Linked DNA regions of Homo sapiens: region 1 is linked to region 2. The links are chromatin contacts, found by Hi-C or POLR2A ChIA-PET in ENCODE. All regions are on one chromosome and are shown on one strand. The core of a region is the stretch at or near the end of the contact, and the rest is flanking DNA. Distances in the headings are between cores, read along the strand shown.

What was found. A loop is a pair of places that touch in the nucleus more often than their neighbours do. ChIA-PET counts read pairs that join two places held with the same protein, here RNA polymerase II (POLR2A). Pooled maps may share reads with other maps.
Region 1: a loop to region 2 is called in a map of gastrocnemius medialis, with 24 times the contacts of the local background. The contact joins the promoter of SLC35E4 here to the promoter of PIK3IP1 in region 2. A Hi-C loop is called at or near these places in 1 of 168 maps with a recorded cell type or tissue (gastrocnemius medialis) and 14 of 50 pooled maps. POLR2A ChIA-PET finds 5 or more read pairs at or near these places in 1 of 52 experiments (CD4-positive, alpha-beta memory T cell).

The regions. Positions count from the first base shown.
Region 1 is chr22:30,633,134-30,637,234 of GRCh38, reverse strand. SLC35E4 (solute carrier family 35 member E4) reads right to left here and starts at 1,454. Exons shown (of 2, transcript NM_001001479.4): 1 at 166-1,454. The coding sequence starts at 784. RefSeq lists a silencer at 1,247-1,696 and an enhancer at 2,028-2,732.
Region 2 is chr22:31,291,203-31,295,075 of GRCh38, reverse strand. PIK3IP1 (phosphoinositide-3-kinase interacting protein 1) reads left to right here and starts at 2,588. Exons shown (of 6, transcript NM_052880.5): 1 at 2,588-2,801; 2 at 3,780-3,873. The coding sequence starts at 2,732. LOC105372997 (a long non-coding RNA gene) reads left to right here. Exons shown (of 4, transcript XR_001755493.3): 3 at 1,255-1,346; 4 at 1,924-2,132. RefSeq lists an enhancer at 3,206-3,255 and a silencer at 3,816-3,873.

The sequences.
Region 1 (4,101 bases), core at 205-2,704, 660 kb after region 2:
CTGAACTGTTGGCCCTCTCTGAGCCTCAGTTCTGCTTCCTCCACAGCCATGAACCTCAGTTTCCTCATTTGTAAAATGGGACAACAGCCATACCCCTCACAGGGCCATCCAGGCCATGCACCCACCCGGACCCCCACCTTCTCAATTGGCCACCCAGGCACTTACTTTGCTGAACCGACTTGAGTCCGCGGAGGCAGGTGGCTGCGAGCAGGAAGCCACAGCCGGTAGGGGGTGTCCGGAACTCTCCAGCCAGGCTGCAGGCGGCCCCCAGGCAGAGCGGACCCATGGCGGCCAACTGAAGTGGGTGGTGGCGGCGGCCCAGCAGCAGCGCCGACAGGGCCAGGGTGAACAGAGGTGTGGTGGTAGTAACCAGTTGTGCCAGGTCCAGGGGCACAGCCCTTAGGCCCACGTTGCCGCAGGCCATGGACGTGCCAAAGGTGAGACTGAGCAGTAGGACTCGGCAGCGAGTGCCGCCTGGCATGGGGCGCCGTGCCCCCCGGTGGCATGCCAGGGCTGCCACCAGCATGTGCAGGGCCGACAGCAGCAGGGGCCGCCCAAAGCCGTGCACTGTGAAGATCCACTTGTTGAGGCTTGACATGCTGGCTCCCGCCAGCAGCCACACCAGTGCTGCCATGGCCACTCGGGCCCGGCCAGGCTGCCGGAGGGCCTGAGGGCTGCCAGGGGGCCACTCGGGGGGCCCAGCCGCCTGAGCACCACCAGCTGCTGCTCCTACTTCGGCTGAGGTCATCCTGCCATCATGGTGCTCCGGCGGGCAGCGGCACATCCGCACCAGTGAGGCTAGGGCAGGAGGCGGGCTCCCCAGTGACGACCTCTGGGCCACCAGAGAGTTCCGCTTGGGGCCAGGCTAGATCCTGGTTCCTCCGACCCCGTGTCCCGTTTCAGACAGGTGAGGACACTGCTTACTTGTGCCAGGCCTGTGCCAGCGATGTCTAGAAGCTAAGCTGTGTTTCCAGCTCAGACAGGGCAGAGCCAAGGTCGCGGCTGCTAGGATGCCAGGGTCTCCGATGCTCAAGCGTGGGCTCCAGGCACCTCTGCCCCGTGCCAGGTGGTCTCCACTTTCCTCCTCGCCTAGTGCCCACGTTATGCTTTTAGATGAAATCCTCGTTCCTTTTTTCTCTTCAGTCCCCAGGTCATTAGGGTGCGCGCAGATCCAGACCCTGGGAACTCCTGCGTGCTCTGGCCGTGACCAGGCCTGGCAGGGGGGCGATCTGGGCTCCGCGCCTGGCGGTGCCCGGCCCGGGGGGTCGCGGGCTCGCTGCCTCCCACAGCGCCCGGGCAGTGAGCTGACACCACGGCCCGTCCTCCGGCCGGTGCCTGGCGGCGAGCTAGGCGCGGATCCAGCAGGGCCTGCGCTCCAACTCCTGCTCTCTGAGGCTTTGGCTGCGGCTCTGGCTGCGGCTGTGACTCCGGCTGCGGCTCCTGCTGCGACTCACGCCCGGCTCCAGCTCAGGCCCGGCACGGCGGGCGCGGCGGTGCGCTCTTGACTCCGCCTCCGCCTCTGCCTCCCCCGCCGCCGCCCGCTCCCTACACGGAAAATTGGGCTGAGCACCCCAGCCAAGCCCCGCCCCAGGCCAAGCCCCGCCCCCGGACCGGGAGGGCGGTCTTGCCCCGCCCCAACGCCTCCCGCTCACAGCCCCTCCCCCATCGGCCTGGCATTTCCCCCATCAGCCCTCCTCCGCCCGGGGCCTGCGCATCTGCCCAGTAGACCCCCCCACGAGCTGGCGTGGTCAGCCTCTCTTCGCCGCCAGGGGGGACCAAGTCGCTCCCCACCCAGCGCCAAGGCGAGCCCTCCATGGAGATGAACGCGCATTGCTGGAGACACTGGGGTATCCCGCACAGCCGCCCAGGCTATCTTCAAGAAGCAGGGTAGTGAGGAGGGGCCCACAGCCCCCATCCTAGGACCAGTCTTACGCCCACCTGATCTCTGGCCACAATTATCTCGTGGGACCTCAGCATCCAGCAGAGCTGGATTACGGGGTCCCTTAAGGCACCTCCATCGCCCCTCCGTAGCCCCAGCATCCTCCCCAGCCTCCCAGTCCAGGGCGGCGCCCCCTGGGGACCCTCAGAGGGAAGCTGAATCACCAGGCAGGGATACCCACAGCTGCGGAAGTAGGTACCGCCGGCCGGCATCCTTCCCCGGCCAGCAGCCTCTGTCCGGTCCCCTGAGCACTCGAAGCTGACTCATAGCAGAACTTCCTGGGGTCCACCCTGTGCCCCAGCCCCGGCAAGACAGAGCCCTGGGCTGGGAGGCAGAGCGGTTGCCACTGAGCCCTTGTTCCTGTCTGGGTCTCGGTTTTCCCACCAGAACGACAGACGCTCTCTGAGGTCAGGATTGGGTAAACGGCGCGCCCCAGGGCAGAAGAGGTCCATCCAGATTCCAGGCTAGGCCAGGCCCTGGCCCCTCTGAGCTCTGAAGTCCGGGAGCACGAGGACCAAGGCCCAGCCATGTGCCCAGTATCAGATGTGAGCCTCTTTCCTGTTGTCGGTCTTCCTACTAGGCTCCTGCCCAAGAGGACCCAGCTCACCCCTTGCCTGTTGTCTAACCAGCAAATCCTTGATGACAGCAACCTGTCTTGAGACACAAGATCTCAAAGGGGTACCGCTGAACCCAGCCCGCTGCGCCCTCTGGTGGCCAGGCGCTGAATATAGCCCTCAATCCCCATCCCAATCACAGGACGCGGGTTTAAAATCCCCAGCCTCAAAGGAGGCCTGCTGAATCAGAGGCTCTCTGTCACGGGTGGGCCTGGGAATTTACATGGTCACATTTGCCTCTGTAAGTCCGACGCCCGCTGGAGCCTGCAGATCTCTGCTGAATAGCCTAAGCTACAGCGCAGGGGGTGCAGATAGGGAAATTTCCAGGCCAAGGACCAAAAAATGGTGGCATTTAGTGTTTCTCCAGAAAGGGTTGTGGAAAGGAAACTAAGCCAGCCAAAGCGGATGGCCCCTCTCCCGCACCCCCTTGCCATTTCCTGAGGAAGAGAAATCTGGGACCCCTAAGGGTTATAATTATCTTTGATATTTTGTCAGGTTTTTTTGTTTGTTTGTTTTCCAAGACCGAGTTTCGCTCTTGTTGCCCAGGCTGGAGTGCAATGGCACGATCTCAGCTCACTGCAACCTCTGCCTCCCAGGTTCAGGTGGTTCTCCTACCTCAGCCTCCCGAGTAGCTGGGATTACAGGCGTGCGCCACCAAACCCGGCTAATTTTTGTATTTTTAGTAGAGACAGGGTTTCACCATGTTGGTCAGGTTGGTCTCAAACTCTTGACCTCAGGTGATCCACCCACCCTGGCCTCCCAAAGTGCTGAGATTACAGGCGTAAACCACCACGCCCAGCCTGGATTTTGTCAGTTTTCTAGTAAGTCTCCTTTAGTAAAAAACAATAGTCTGGGTACAGTGGCTCATGCCTGTAGTCCCAGCACGTTGGGAGGCTGAGGCATGAGGATCACTTGAGCTCAGGAGTTGGAGACCAGCTTGGGCAACAGGGCAAAGCCTCGTGTCTACAGAAAATACAAAAATAAGCTGGGAGGCTGGCCGAAGAGGTTCACGCCTGTAATCCCAGCACTTTAGGAGGCCGAGGCTGGCGGATCACTTAAGGTCAGGAGTTGGAGACAGCCTGGCCAACATGGTGAAACCCCGTCTCTACTAAAAATACAAAAATTAGCTGGGTGTGGCGGTGGGCGCCTGTAGTCCCAGCTACTCAGGTGGCTGAGGCAGGGGAATCGCTTGAACCCGGGAGGCAGAGCTTGCAGTGAGCCAAAATCACACCACTGCACTCCAGCCTGGAAGAAATCGCACTACTGCACTCCAGCCTGGACGAAAGAGCAAGACTGCATCTCAAAAACAAACAAACAAACAAACAAACATGAGCTTGGCATGGTGGTGTCTGCCTGTAGTCCCAGCTACTCAGGGGATTGGGAGGGAGGATCCCTTGAGCCCAGGAGATGGAGGCTGCAGTGAGCTAAGATTGCACCACTGCACTCCAGCCTGGGTGACAAAGACCCTGCCTCAAAAAAAAATTTTTTTTTTTTTTTGAGAGAGTCTCGCTCTGTCGCCCAGGCTGGAGTGCAGTGGCACGATCTCAG
Region 2 (3,873 bases), core at 1,339-3,838:
TCAGGAGATCGAGACCATCCTGGCTAACACAGTGAAACCCCGTCTCTACTAAACAAAATACAAAAAATTAGCCGGGCGTGGTGGCGGGCGCCTGTAGTCCCAGCTACTCGGGAGGCTGAGGCAGAATGGCGTGAACCCAGGAGGCGGAGCTTGCAGCGAGCCGAGATGGCGCCACTGCATTCCAGCCTGGGCAACAGAGCAAGACTCTGTCTCAAAAAAAATAAATTTTTTTTTTAAGACAGGGTCTCTCTTTGTTGCCCAAGCTGGAGTGCAGTGGCATGATCACAGGTCACTGCAGCCTCCAACTCCTGAACTCAAATGATCCTCCCACCTCAGTAGGTGGGACTACAGATGAGTGCCACCACACCTACCTATTTTTTTTTTTTTGTAGAGATGAGGGTCTTATTATGTTGCCCAGGCTGGTCTCAAACTCCTGGGCTCATCCTCCCACCTTGGCCTCCCAAGTGCTGGGATTTACAAGTGTGAGCCACTATACCTGGCCAAATTTTAAAATGCTACCGTATCTGTGTATGAATATGTGTGAATAAATTTACAGACTCTAGGGTGTAATTCACAGGGTAGACCAAGTCAAGAGTCAGAGGATCAGAAGCTTGGGTGGGGAGATAGGAGAGTGATTGCAAAAACAAAGCAATCTATCTTATTAAATGGACGAAAGGGATCAAACATTATCAGTAAACTATTTTAAAGAGTGAATTAAATGTATCTCTCTATCCTTTCTATGAGTGTAGTGAATTCAGATTCACCTCAGATTAGTTGAATTGACACTAGTTTTCTTCCCTGATAAAGCTTTTAAAATTTATTTAGTAAAGTGGCCAGGCATGGTGGCTCACACCTGTAATCCCAGAACTTTGGGAGGCCAAGGTGGGTGGATCACCTGAGGTCAGGAGTTTGAGACCAGCCTGGCCAACATGGTGAAACCCCATCTCTACTAAAAAAATACAAAAAAAAATTTAGCCAGGCGTGGTGGCGCACACCTTTAATCCCAGCTACTTGGGAGGCTGAGGCAGGAGAATTGCTTGAACCTGGGAGGTGGAGGTTGCAGTAAGCCGAGATGGTGCCACTGCACTCCAGCCTGGGAGACAGAGACTCTGTCCCCCCCACCCAAAAAAAAATTAGTTGTTTTCCTCCTTAAATTACAGCCTGCAAGATTGAAACAGAGTTTCCCCATTTCTATTTTGGGATCTGACTGAGTCACAAGGTAGTCTTGACGAATCACTCTGCTCTATCTCTCAGTTTACTGAGGCTGCCTGGGAACTTGAGCTGTCAGCCAAACAGGAAGAAGGGCCCTTCTGCCTACTCCAAAAGGCCTCAGTCAAATGGATATGGTGAGATTTAATGATGGATATAAATTACAGCAAATGGATTTCCTATAGGGTGAGGGAAAAAAAAAAAAGCAAACATTTTACTTAAATTCCTCTATACAATTTAGGGCTGGCAGAAAGGGTAGACTATTACAATGTAGCTGAGCAAATTTTTCCATGTTTGCATAACATGTGTTTTCAACTAAAGATACTCCTTCTATAGTCCTACTATATACAACACCCCAAAAAACCTCAAATGTAAGAAAAAGCAATGTGACAGATTTGACCCTGGCCAAGTTACACTGTTTTTTTTTTTTTTTTTTTTTTTTTTTTTTTTTAAGTGTCAGTGTTCATAAAGGCCCTTTTTCTTTTTCAAGGATGGGTATAAAGTGTTACTCGGCCGAACGCGGTGGCTCACACCTGTAATTCCAACACTTTGGGAGGCCGAGGCAGGTGGATTACGAGGTCAGGAGTTCAAGACCAGTCTGGCCAACACAGTGAAACCCCCGTCTCTATTAAAAATACAAAAAATTAGCTGGGTTGTGGTGGTGTGCCCCTGTCACAAGGTAGTCTTGACGAATCACTCTGCTCTCTCTCTCAGTTTACTGAGGCTGCCTGGGAGCTGTCAGCCAAACAGGAAGAAGGGCCCTTCTGCCTAACTCCAAAAGGCCTAAGTCAAATGGATATGGTGAGATTTAATGATGGATATAAATTACAGCAAATGGATTTCCTATAGAGTGAGGGAAAAAAAAAATCCAGCTACTCCGGAGACTGAGGCAGAATTGCGAGAACCCGGCAGGTGGTTGCAGTGAGCCGAGATTGTGCCATTGCACTCCAGCCCGGGCGACAGTGTGAAACTCTGTCTCAAAAAGAAAAGAAAAGAAAAAAAAAAAAACTATTACTCCACTCCCCACCAGAAACTCTTATTTTTTCCCCCCTATGTGGTCATGAATTCCTCCTGGGTGCATAGCTCCCTAAGTTGTTCTGTGTTTTAGTGCTTATAATTTCCCACATCCCATGATGCCCCTTGATAGAATTATTTTTTCTGTACTCACACAAATGGAAACAGAAGAGATGAAAAACCCTGGGGATGCGGCCTCGCAGGTCTCAAACTGATCGGCTGCTAAGCACAACCTGCATATCTCTTGGCTGAGTTCCTTTCTTGGCTCAGTTAGATTTTGCATGACCTAGGAGGCTTAGGACCCAGGGGGCGCCTTTCAGCTGAAAAACAGCTCGCGCTGCAGCAAGCTAGCTGGGAAGCTCCCAGTTCTAAAGAGAGGCTGTTTACCAGAACAGCATAACAAGGGCAGGTCTGACTGCAAGGCTGGGACTGGGAGGCAGAGCCGCCGCCAAGGGGGCCTCGGTTAAACACTGGTCGTTCAATCACCTGCAAGACGAAGGAGGCAAGGATGCTGTTGGCCTGGGTACAAGCATTCCTCGTCAGCAACATGCTCCTAGCAGAAGCCTATGGATCTGGAGGTGAGATTACAATCTTTCCTTTCCGCAGCAACTTCATGAAACAGAAGGGGTAAAGCCCCCTATTTCCCAAACAGGGCCAGGATGACAGGAAACGAAGCGTTTAGCCGGTTTCTGTTGTCCCGTGAAAGCTTTTCCACCCCTCCTTTCCTTGTCAGGGGCTTGCAGCTCCATCTTTGCCATTAAGAACAAAGGCAAGAAGCCACTTTCTCTCTGCCTTTCCTTGCTCATGAGTGGATGGAGCTTGGGGGTTCATCTCCCCTACTCCCCAAGTCCTGTTCTTTCTAAGCCCTTTGCATGGTGTGGTCCTCCTTCCCCAGCCTCCTTCTGTGGTTCTCCTGCAGAGGGGAGTGGGAGCTTGGAGTCTCATCCAGTCAGCGATGAGGCCGGTTTCCTCCGTTTGAGGCTGTCTTGAATCTTTTGCCTGACGGAGTCAAGGCTCCTGGAGAATTCTCCTGGGAGGGAGTATTTGCCTTTTAAACGGGCAGAAGGTGGCCGTATCCGTGAAGGAGGAAACACCGGAGTTTATGTAACGTGGCCATTACAACACAGGGACAAATGTCACGTCTGGGCGCCCCCCGTCCCAAAACTCCCAGCTCCTCAAAGGGACCCTAAGCCAGGCCTCCTCCTCTCCATCTCCTCCTCCAAAGTGGTCACAAGTTCAAGAGTAACAACGCTTTGCACTTCTGCAGCGCTTTCCAGGTTTCAAAAATAAATAAAACCTAACAGTCTCTGAGCGTTGACTGGGGGACAGGCACAGGCTGGGGGCTTCACACCCTGAGGTGTGCGTGGAGTTGGGGGGGGGGGGTGCGTGGGGCGTGGGGGTGTTGCCACGAGAGGAGAGGGAGGCCCAGCAGGGCCCGGGGTCCCCTAACCAGGCTGAGGTTCAGCCCGGGTGGTCCCGGCTCCCCTGTCCGCCACGCTGGGCGTCTTCCGTTCGCTGCCCGCTATTCTGTGTCCGGGGGCTTCTTTTCCTCACAGGCTGTTTCTGGGACAACGGCCACCTGTACCGGGAGGACCAGACCTCCCCCGCGCCGGGCCTCCGCTGCCTCAACTGGCTGGACGCGCAGAGCGG